3 separate regions of the Homo sapiens genome follow, and regions 1 and 2 are each linked to region 3. A link is a contact called in ENCODE Hi-C or POLR2A ChIA-PET data. All regions are on one chromosome and are shown on one strand. The core of a region is the stretch at or near the end of the contact, and the rest is flanking DNA. Distances in the headings are between cores, read along the strand shown. Region 1 holds the start of CILP2 (cartilage intermediate layer protein 2). Region 2 holds the start of PBX4 (PBX homeobox 4). Region 3 holds the start of ZNF682 (zinc finger protein 682).

Region 1 (2,700 bases), core at 166-2,665, 500 kb after region 3:
TCTGTGGGTGAGGAGTGGGGAGAAGGAAGCACGCTGCTACTGATGGGGACCGCTGGGAGCCTCCTTTTAGGCAAGGTGCAGCCACGATCATCCCCCCCCTTTTTTTTTTTTTTTTTGAGACGGAATCTCCCTCTGTCACCCAGGCTGGAGTGCAGTGGCACGATCTCGGCTCACTGCAGCCTCTGCCTCCTGGGTTCAAGTGATTCTCACACCTCAGCCTCCTGAGTAGCTGGGATTACAGGCACGCTCCACCAGGCCTAGCTAATTTTTATATTTTTAGTAGAGACGGGGTTTCACCATGTTGGCCAGGTTGGTCTCAAACTCCTGACCTCAGGTAGTCCGCCCGCCTCGGCCTCCCAAAGTGCTGGGATTACAGGCGTGAGCCACCGTGCTTGGCCCATGATCCCCATTTTAACAGGAGGGAAAATTGAGGCTCTGAGAGGCCAGAACCCAGCTCTAGCCCCAAGGGCTGCCATACACTCTCCTCCAGCGCGCTGCCCATGACCACCACCAGGCCCCCAAAGCCAGGTACCTCTCTCTGACCTAGCCCTAACCCCCCGGCTGGGGAAGTGCAAGTACCACCCAGTTCCCCTAGGCTAGAGTCTCCCTCCCACTATGTTCAGCTGCCGCGAGATCAATCAAGTTCAGCTGGCTGTGCCTCTGCCCTCAGGCTGGGCTCCCCCTCATCCACTTGGCCTGCTGGAAGCCCCTCCCTTAGTCTGTCTTCCATCCCTGTACTACAGTCCGAGCTGCCGGGAAGTCCTTGGAATCTAGACTGGCTTCTCCAAGATAGGAGCTGTCCAAGATACTCCCAGCAGAGTGATGAGGTCAGACAAGCCCCTTCCTTCTGGGTGCCTCAGTCTCCTCACTTGAGAAGTGGGCCCGTCCCCCGCCCCATTGAGTGTTCCAGGGATGGGCATTTCTTTCTCCAGCGGTTGGAGTGAGTGCGTGTGTGGGAGTTAGGTGGGAGGGGCCAGTTCCGACCCCTTCGGTCCAGGGTGGGAGACCTGGCCGGTGATTCAGAGTCCAAACCCCGGGAGGAACCCTAGGTTCTTATCCACACTCCCGGCTTAGCCAAGGAAGAGAATGGATGAGGCCCGCTCCGCGCCCCAGGTGGTCGCGGGGATCCGACTGGTGAAGGGGACCCAGTCCCCGGGGAAGCGCGTGGGTCCCTGGGTTCTCTCCCCGAGTGCGGCTTCACCCAAGGCCGGCTGCCAGGCCCTCGGGAGCCTCAGGGGCTGGGCGCGGGGGCTGGAGGCGCCTCACCTCGGGCCCCCGCCAGGTGCGCAGCGACGACACAGAGACAGAGCAGTGGCAGCAGCGACGCCATGGCCGGGGCAGAGCGTCCGAGGGAGGGTCCGGGCTCCGCGGCGTGCTCGGGTCCAACTCCGGCGGGTCTGGCGGCCGCTGGGACTGAGAGTGGGGGCGGGATGCGACCGCAGATCCCGCCCTGGCCACGCCCCATTCAGGCCACGCCCCCTGGCCCTGGGTGACGGCGCTCGAGCAACCCCTCTGGGTCGCCCCCCTTGGTGCGTCTGGCTGTGCCTCCGTCCTCAGGCTGTCCTGGGTTCCCCGTGGCCTGCTGGAACTCCCTCCCCGAGCCCACTCAGTCCTCCAAGCTGCATCCCAAGCTGCCTGAGGGAAGTGTCACTTGGAATCCAGCCTCAAGCTGCTCGGACCCGCTTTAGGTGGCTGGAAGTCCTGTCTCGCGTCTCACTTCGATCCTATAGGCTTTAGGCCACCCCAAACAGTCTGGGAGTCCCACCCTGAATCTACCCTCCATTCTTCTGGCTCGAGTTTTCTTTCTTCTTTTTCTTTTAATTTGTAGAGTCGGGATCTTGCTATGTTGCCCAGGCTGGTCCCAAACTCCTGGCCTTAAGCGATCCTCCAGCCTCAGCCTCCCAAAGTGCTGAGATTACAGGCAGGAGCCACCGCCCCCAGCCCTAGCTGAAGTTTTCTAGGCCAGCGGGAAGTCCCACTCCACCGCCCTTCTCATGCTCCCCGCCTTGGATCACCCAGGGACCGTGTGAAGTCCCTCTTCGAGTGTGCCCACCCCCGCAGCGGGCCCGGTGCACAAAGGAGGCGGAGGCGAGGCGGCGGTGGTGGGAGGGCTGTTTATTGGCGAGGGTCCCTGCGGTGTGGCCGCGGGTGGCGGTCACAGTGCCGCGACGCAGTCGGTGCCCGTGTATCCCGGCAGGCGCAGAGCGAACTTGCGGCGCACGTCATCGGGCACGAACCTGCCGGCCACGAAGTGGTGGCGCCCGGAGAAGCGGCCAGCGCAGCGCTTGGGCGCCGCGAGAGACACCAGCACGTCAGGCCGCAGCCCGTCCTCCGAATCGCTGCCGGTCTCTGCGTCCCAGCCTGAGGGAGGAGGGTCCGGGGGGATTGGGAACTGGGAGGGTGGCCTGCCCTCAGCCTAGAGTCCATCCTGTCCCTGCCTCCTCTCCTCTCCCCTCCAACACTGAGCCTCTGCCCTCAGACCAGAGTCCTGCTGCCCCACCCCCACTTCCCCTCCCCCATCAGACCCAGCCTTTTCTCTCTGGCACATGGGTCCTGGTGAGACTTGTCGCCCCCTAGAACTCTGCCTCCGCCCTCAGACAAGTCTCTCCCAGTCCTTGGAGGTGTTTCCCTCCCAATCAGACCAGAGCTTCTGCACTCAGACTTTCTGCTTCTGCTCCTATCCTACTATTCAATCGCCCT
Region 2 (2,805 bases), core at 124-2,623, 420 kb after region 3:
TCCCCAGCAGCAATGGAGAGAACGTGGGCCCCACCCTGGAAGGGCTCCCAGCCAGCAGGCTGAGGACCTTTTACTGAGCCCACATCTGGAGACTGTCCTCATAGCAAATAGGCTCCAGGAGGTTCTGTGACTTTGGAGAAGAGATTCATGTCCAGGCCATTACTTTTTTTTTTTTTTTTTTTTTTTGAGACCTGGTCTCCGTCAACCAGGCTGCAGTGCAGTGGTGCAATCATGGCTCACTGCAGCCTCAAATTCCCAGGCCCAAGTGATCCTCCCACTTCAGCCTCTCAAGTCCCAAATAGCTGGGACCACAGGCGTGCACCACCACGGGGTCTCACTATGTTGCCCAAGCTGGTCTCAAACTCCCGTGCTCAAGTGATCCTCCCGCCTCTGCCGCCCAAAGTGCTAGGATTACAGGCATGAGCCACCGCCCAGTTCCTTTTCTTGTGCACTAGGAGCCTTCGATGCTGTGTCCTAAGGACTAGAAACAAAGATGTGAGGATTCGCTCTGATTTGGGGTACACTGCAGGGGAGTCTCTCAGTAAACATCCTTCCTTCATTCGGTAACCACGTGGTAGCATTTTCTATGCCCAGAACTGTAATCTGCGAAGATGAATAAACAAGCGAGGTCACTCTTCAGCTGGACCTTGAAAGGTGACTGGAATTGATTTCTGCAGTGGAGAAAAGCGCTGCGTTCTGACCTCCTCGTTGCCATCAACCACGCACGCCTGCGCCCCGCCTTAGCCAGGTGAACGGGGCGTGGAAAGCTCTAGAGGAAGAGCCAGGGGCCCCAGTGGCCCACCTGATGGGGCTGAGGATGCAGGGAGCATTAGGGGGACTGAGCAGGGGTCTGGGGCTTGGGGCTTCTGGAAATGAATGGGGGCTGTCGATCAAGCTATAAGAGGTGTGGGGTTCTGAGGAGGAGGGGGTGGCTTGGAGGAAGAGTTGGGGTGCTCTGGGGAGTGAGGGTCTCTGAGGACCGAGGGCTTTGAGGAGAAGGGGGCCCTGAGGAGGAGCAGGAACTCTGAGGAGATGCGAGTGGGGCTGAAGGAGGCGTGCACCGCGCGAGATGTGAGGGATGGGGGCCTCTGGCTGGAGCGGAGCCAGCGCTGCCCTCTCTCAAGGGGAAGGAGGGCGCTTATGAGAAGTGCCGTTGCCTCGGCAACCCCAAACCCAGTCCAAGCCCGGAGAGGGGGAAGTTCGGGGCGAGTCCCGGGGGCGGTGCGTGGCGCCGGTTGGCTGACGGAGATGAAGGGGCGTGTCTGTAGGCGGTGCAATACACGGGTTGGCTGGCGATAGCGGCGGTGGGCGTGGCTTAGGCGCGAGCGAGAGCGGGCGCGGCGCTCAGGCAGCGGCGGTTGGCTGCGGCGCCAGTGGTAGTGCTCCAGGCTCGACGGCACCCTCACAGCGCCCGCCCGGCCCTGCCGCTCATGGCCGCCCCGCCGCGCCCCGCGCCATCGCCCCCCGCCCCGCGGCGCCTCGACACGAGCGACGTCCTGCAGCAGATCATGGCCATCACCGACCAGAGCCTGGACGAGGCACAGGCCAGGTGCTGCCCGCGGGCTCGGCAGGGGCCACGCAGGGTCGTGGCAGTGAGGTTGGCGGGCTGAGGGGACGGGGCGTGGAGGCCAGACTGACGAGGGGCGCTTGAGGAGGGCTGGAGGGGGGTCCCGAGGACGAAGGGATGTATGGGGTTCAAACGGAACGGGCTGGATAGGCCTTATGGGGCCGAGCAGTGGCGTGAAGGATTTTCAGCAGCTCATCTTGGGGCGAGAAGGTTGGGTTTAGGGGTTTAGGGAGTAGGGCTGAGAAATGGGCACGTACGGGACTTTTGACGAGTGAATGACTAAATGGGTACGTTAATGGGACTCCTGCGGCTGGAAGTTTTTTTGTTGTTGTTTGACACGGTCTTGCTCTGTCGCCCAGGCTGGAGTGCAGTGGCGTGATCATGGCTCACTGCAGCATCCACCTCCCCGGCTCAGTTGATTCTCCTGCCTCAGCCTCCCGAGTAGCTGGGACCACAGGCGCACGTGCAACCACGCCCGGCTGATTTTTTTGTATATTTTGTAGAGACAGGGGTCTCGCTATAGTTGCTTAAACTCCTGGGTTCAAGCACTCATTCCGTCTCGGCCTCCCTAAGTGCTGGGATTACAGGCGCGAGCCACCGAGCCCGGCCTGTGGGTGGGAAGTTTCCAGGGCAGATGATGGAGAGTGAGTGGCTGGGAATGGGACTCAGGAATGTCTGCAGGAGACTGAAGAACTGAACTGGGGTAACTTGGTGTGGGAACCATCGAGAACTTTTGGGAAAAGGGTTAGTAGAGGAGTGGGTGGAGATGGAAGACCTATTTTCTTTTTAATGAATTCAGCAAATTTTTATTGAATCCTTACAATAACTGGATAGGGAACCGGGTGCTGACATAGTCCCTGCTCTCGAGTACATGATTTAGGGGAGGGAATGTAAATAGCAAAAAATAAGGACTGGGTGGAGTGGCTCACATCTCTAATCACAGCACTTTAGGAGGCTGAGGCAGGAGGATTGCTTGAGCTCAGGAGTTCGAGACCAACCTGGACAATGTAGTAAGACCTCGTCTCTACTAAAAATAAAATTAAAAAATTAGTTAGGTGTGATGATGCAAGCCTGTAGTCCCAGCTACTTAGGAGGCTGAGGCTGCAGTGAGCCGAATCAAGCCATTGCACTCCAGCCTGGGTGACAGAGCTAGACCCTGTCTCAAACAAAAGCAAAAAAGTATAAGCCAGGCATGGTAGCATGGGTAGGTAATCCCAGCTGCCTCCCAGTGGGAGGAT
Region 3 (2,884 bases), core at 380-2,879:
AGCGGGCGTGGTGGCAAGCGCCTGTAATCCCACCTACTTGGGAGGCTGAGGCAGGAGAATCGCTTGAACCCGGGAGGCGGAGGTTGCAGTGAGCCGAGACCGCACCATTGAACTCCAGGATGGGCAAAAAGAGCAAAACTCTATCTCAAAAAAAAAAAAGAAAAAGCTGTTGGTGAAAAGCAGTAGTTTGGGTACTTGGCTACACACTGTAATCACCCTGAGAGCTTTAAACCATATTGTTGCCCAGATCCAACTCCAAGGATTCTAATTTAATTGGTCTGTTGCAACTTGGGCTTCAGGGATTTTAAGTTTACATCCTGCCCCGCCCCTCCAGTCATTCTCCACACCCCCCGCCGCCACCACCACCCTCCCCACGAAGTCTCACTCTGCAATGGCGCGATCTCGACTCACTGCAACCTCCGCCTCCCACGTTCAAGCCATTCTCCTGCCTCAGCCTCCCGAGTAGCTGGGATTACAGGCGTGTGCCACCATGCCCGGCTAATTTTTGTATTTTTAGTAGAGATGGGGGTTTCACCATGTTGGCCAGGCTGGTCTCGAACTCCTGACCTCAGGTGATACGCCCGTCTCGGCCTCCCAAAATGCTGAGATTATAGGCGTGAACCACCGCTCCCAACCCCGCAGGTGATTTTTATTTGCCAGGGGTAAGAAGCACTGGATCTGATGAAGAATGCATTAGCTGTGAGTGATTTTCATGTATGCTGCCGGGATTTGCCCCATGGCAACTCTGGAGACTGGGGTTTTAGAAAACATCCTTGCCCTGTTAAAAATTAGAAGATGACTTCAAGACATACTCAGCTGCTTGGCTAAATTGCAGAAAGAGAAAATGCCTTCTTCAGAGATCTTTTTTTTTTTAAACTTGGTTTCACTCTGTCACCCCGGCTGTAGTGCAATGGTGTGATCGTGGCTCACTGCAGTCTTGGTCTCCCAGGGTCAAGTGATCCTCCCGCCTCAGCCTTCTGAGTAGCTAGGACTGCAGGCGTGCACCACCAGACTTGGCTAAATTTTTAATTATTTTTTGTAGAGATGGGATCATCGCTATGTTGCCCGGGCTGGTCTTAAAACTCCTGGCCTCAAGTGATGCTCCCGCCTCAGCCTCCCTAGTTGCTAGAACTACAGGCACAGGCTACCACGCCTGGTTTCTTTTTTAAAATGTGGCTACTAGAAAATGTAAAATTCATATGTGCTTCACAGTTTATTTCTTAGAGAATTGCCTCCCTTGCGACATCTTAGGCTGCCTGCTCAAAAGACTGGAGGCTAGGAAAATGATGAAATCTGAGATTTTAAAATAATTGTCATTATATTGTTTCCATTTGTGAATAACATATGTATACTATTCACAAATAAAGATAACTTTATATACAAAGTTAAATGCAAATGTTCCCCAGGAAGGGCCAGTTTCCAATTCAGGAAGGAAGCGCGCCAGAAAAGGGTTCAGGAAAAACCTGTAACTCTTGCCTTATTCAACACATTCTCAGATCACGCCTCCTGTCACTCATGACCTGAGGGGGCGGGGCATGGAACTGTATCCAATCATGGGCGCTAGAGTGGGAACTGTCCAATCAGGTGCGCAGCCAAGGTAGAGGGGGCGGTGTCCTGGAGCTGGCGGGGCCTTTGTCTCGCTCCAGCCAGAGCTCAGGGTCCATCTTCATTGCTTAGTATCCTCTGCTCTAGTAGTTCCCGGTGACTGTCGCAGCCTCTGTTGCCCTCTGACTTGCAGATGCTGTGAGATCCAGAGCTAAGACTCCACGACATCCCGGAAGCCGAAAAATGGTGAGTGTGCCAGGCCGCGCATCCCGAGGTGGGGGCAGGGCTGGTTGAAACCGGCCGGAACCGGCAGTGACGGGACTGGGGCCTCCCAGCTGTCAGCTCCGGAGTCTGCGGACTGGAGTCCCCGGCAGGCACAGCTCGGCCGTCGATCACCTCCGGGCACAGGATGCGAGGTGGGCCAGCAGCCGGGACCCTGGGCGGGCATCCCGTTCCGTTCTCCCGCTTCCCGCCCGGAGCCCACCCTGGGAAGAGCCGCGCGCGTTCTTGCGTCTGCCCCGACTGCGGGGACAATGGAAGCGTCCTCAGGGCAGAGTCCAGACCCCGTGTGTGGTTTGTGCGTGGGAAGTGCTGTGATCCCGGGGGTCCTCAGTCTTTTCCTTCTCCTGTTTAAAAACTATGGGAGTCACCTTTAAAATGTTGAAAACTTATTGAAGTTAACAGTGATTTATGCTCAGAGAGCACCCAGCCACGGTTTGTGGTTGGGGGTCCAGCCGAAGAGCTTGAAGGAAAGTTTTTTATAAAGTGCAGGATGAAGCAAACCGAATTCAGTAACTGACTCGTTCCAGTTATGTAGTCATCTTATTTAGACTATTCAGGTTGTCATTGCCTGGTTATGTAATCAGAAGTTAATTGAAGGTTTGTGGTTGCTTAAATCTGAAAAATCTGAATTTTGTTTCCCCCTAAGGTAGCAATTTACAAGAAATGTATTTGCCTTTGATTTTTTTTTTTTTTAATGTAGGAACTCAGGGTACTAGAGCCACCTCAGTCTAACTGCCTGCTATTTATTTAACACTCCACAGAAGTGGTTTTCTCTTGGATTTTCCAAATGTGTGACAAACAGAATCTCAAAGCTACCACTCTGTTGCCCCAGCCTAACTCTGACTTGCAGTTGAATTTTAAATTTTCAGTTCTTTCCTGACATTCTTCAACACCAACTTCCCCTCTCTAATTCACAACATTATCAACTATTAGTCCTTTTTTGTACATTTCAGACACAGTATTTTGATTGATCATTATTTCAAAGAGCAGCGGATGGCACTTTTTAGAAAAAGAATTGTTTTTCATTTGCAAACATTTTACAGGAGATGAAAGCAGA

The links. A loop is a pair of places that touch in the nucleus more often than their neighbours do. ChIA-PET counts read pairs that join two places held with the same protein, here RNA polymerase II (POLR2A). Pooled maps may share reads with other maps.
Region 1: a pooled map shows a loop between it and region 3 (2.5-fold over the local background). The contact joins the promoter of CILP2 here to the promoter of ZNF682 in region 3. A Hi-C loop is called at or near these places in 1 of 168 maps with a recorded cell type or tissue (CD8-positive, alpha-beta T cell), 1 of 37 single-sample maps with no recorded cell type and 5 of 50 pooled maps. POLR2A ChIA-PET finds 5 or more read pairs at or near these places in 1 of 52 experiments (BJ).
Region 2: a pooled map shows a loop between it and region 3 (7-fold over the local background). The contact joins the promoter of PBX4 here to the promoter of ZNF682 in region 3. A Hi-C loop is called at or near these places in 5 of 50 pooled maps. POLR2A ChIA-PET finds 5 or more read pairs at or near these places in 2 of 52 experiments (H1 and activated B cell).

The regions. Positions count from the first base shown.
Region 1 is chr19:19,536,980-19,539,679 of GRCh38, reverse strand. It overlaps CILP2 (cartilage intermediate layer protein 2), which reads right to left and starts at 1,415. Exons shown (of 8, transcript NM_153221.2): 1 at 1,267-1,415; 2 at 1. The coding sequence starts at 1,330. YJEFN3 (YjeF N-terminal domain containing 3) reads right to left here. Exons shown (of 7, transcript NM_198537.4): 7 at 2,099-2,361. The coding sequence ends at 2,156. RefSeq lists an enhancer at 1-77 and a silencer at 1,170-1,539.
Region 2 is chr19:19,617,255-19,620,059 of GRCh38, reverse strand. It overlaps PBX4 (PBX homeobox 4), which reads left to right and starts at 1,373. Exons shown (of 8, transcript NM_025245.3): 1 at 1,373-1,549. The coding sequence starts at 1,431. RefSeq lists a silencer at 1,382-1,591.
Region 3 is chr19:20,038,250-20,041,133 of GRCh38, reverse strand. It overlaps ZNF682 (zinc finger protein 682), which reads left to right and starts at 1,629. Exons shown (of 4, transcript NM_033196.3): 1 at 1,629-1,791. The coding sequence starts at 1,789. RefSeq lists an enhancer at 1,283-1,859.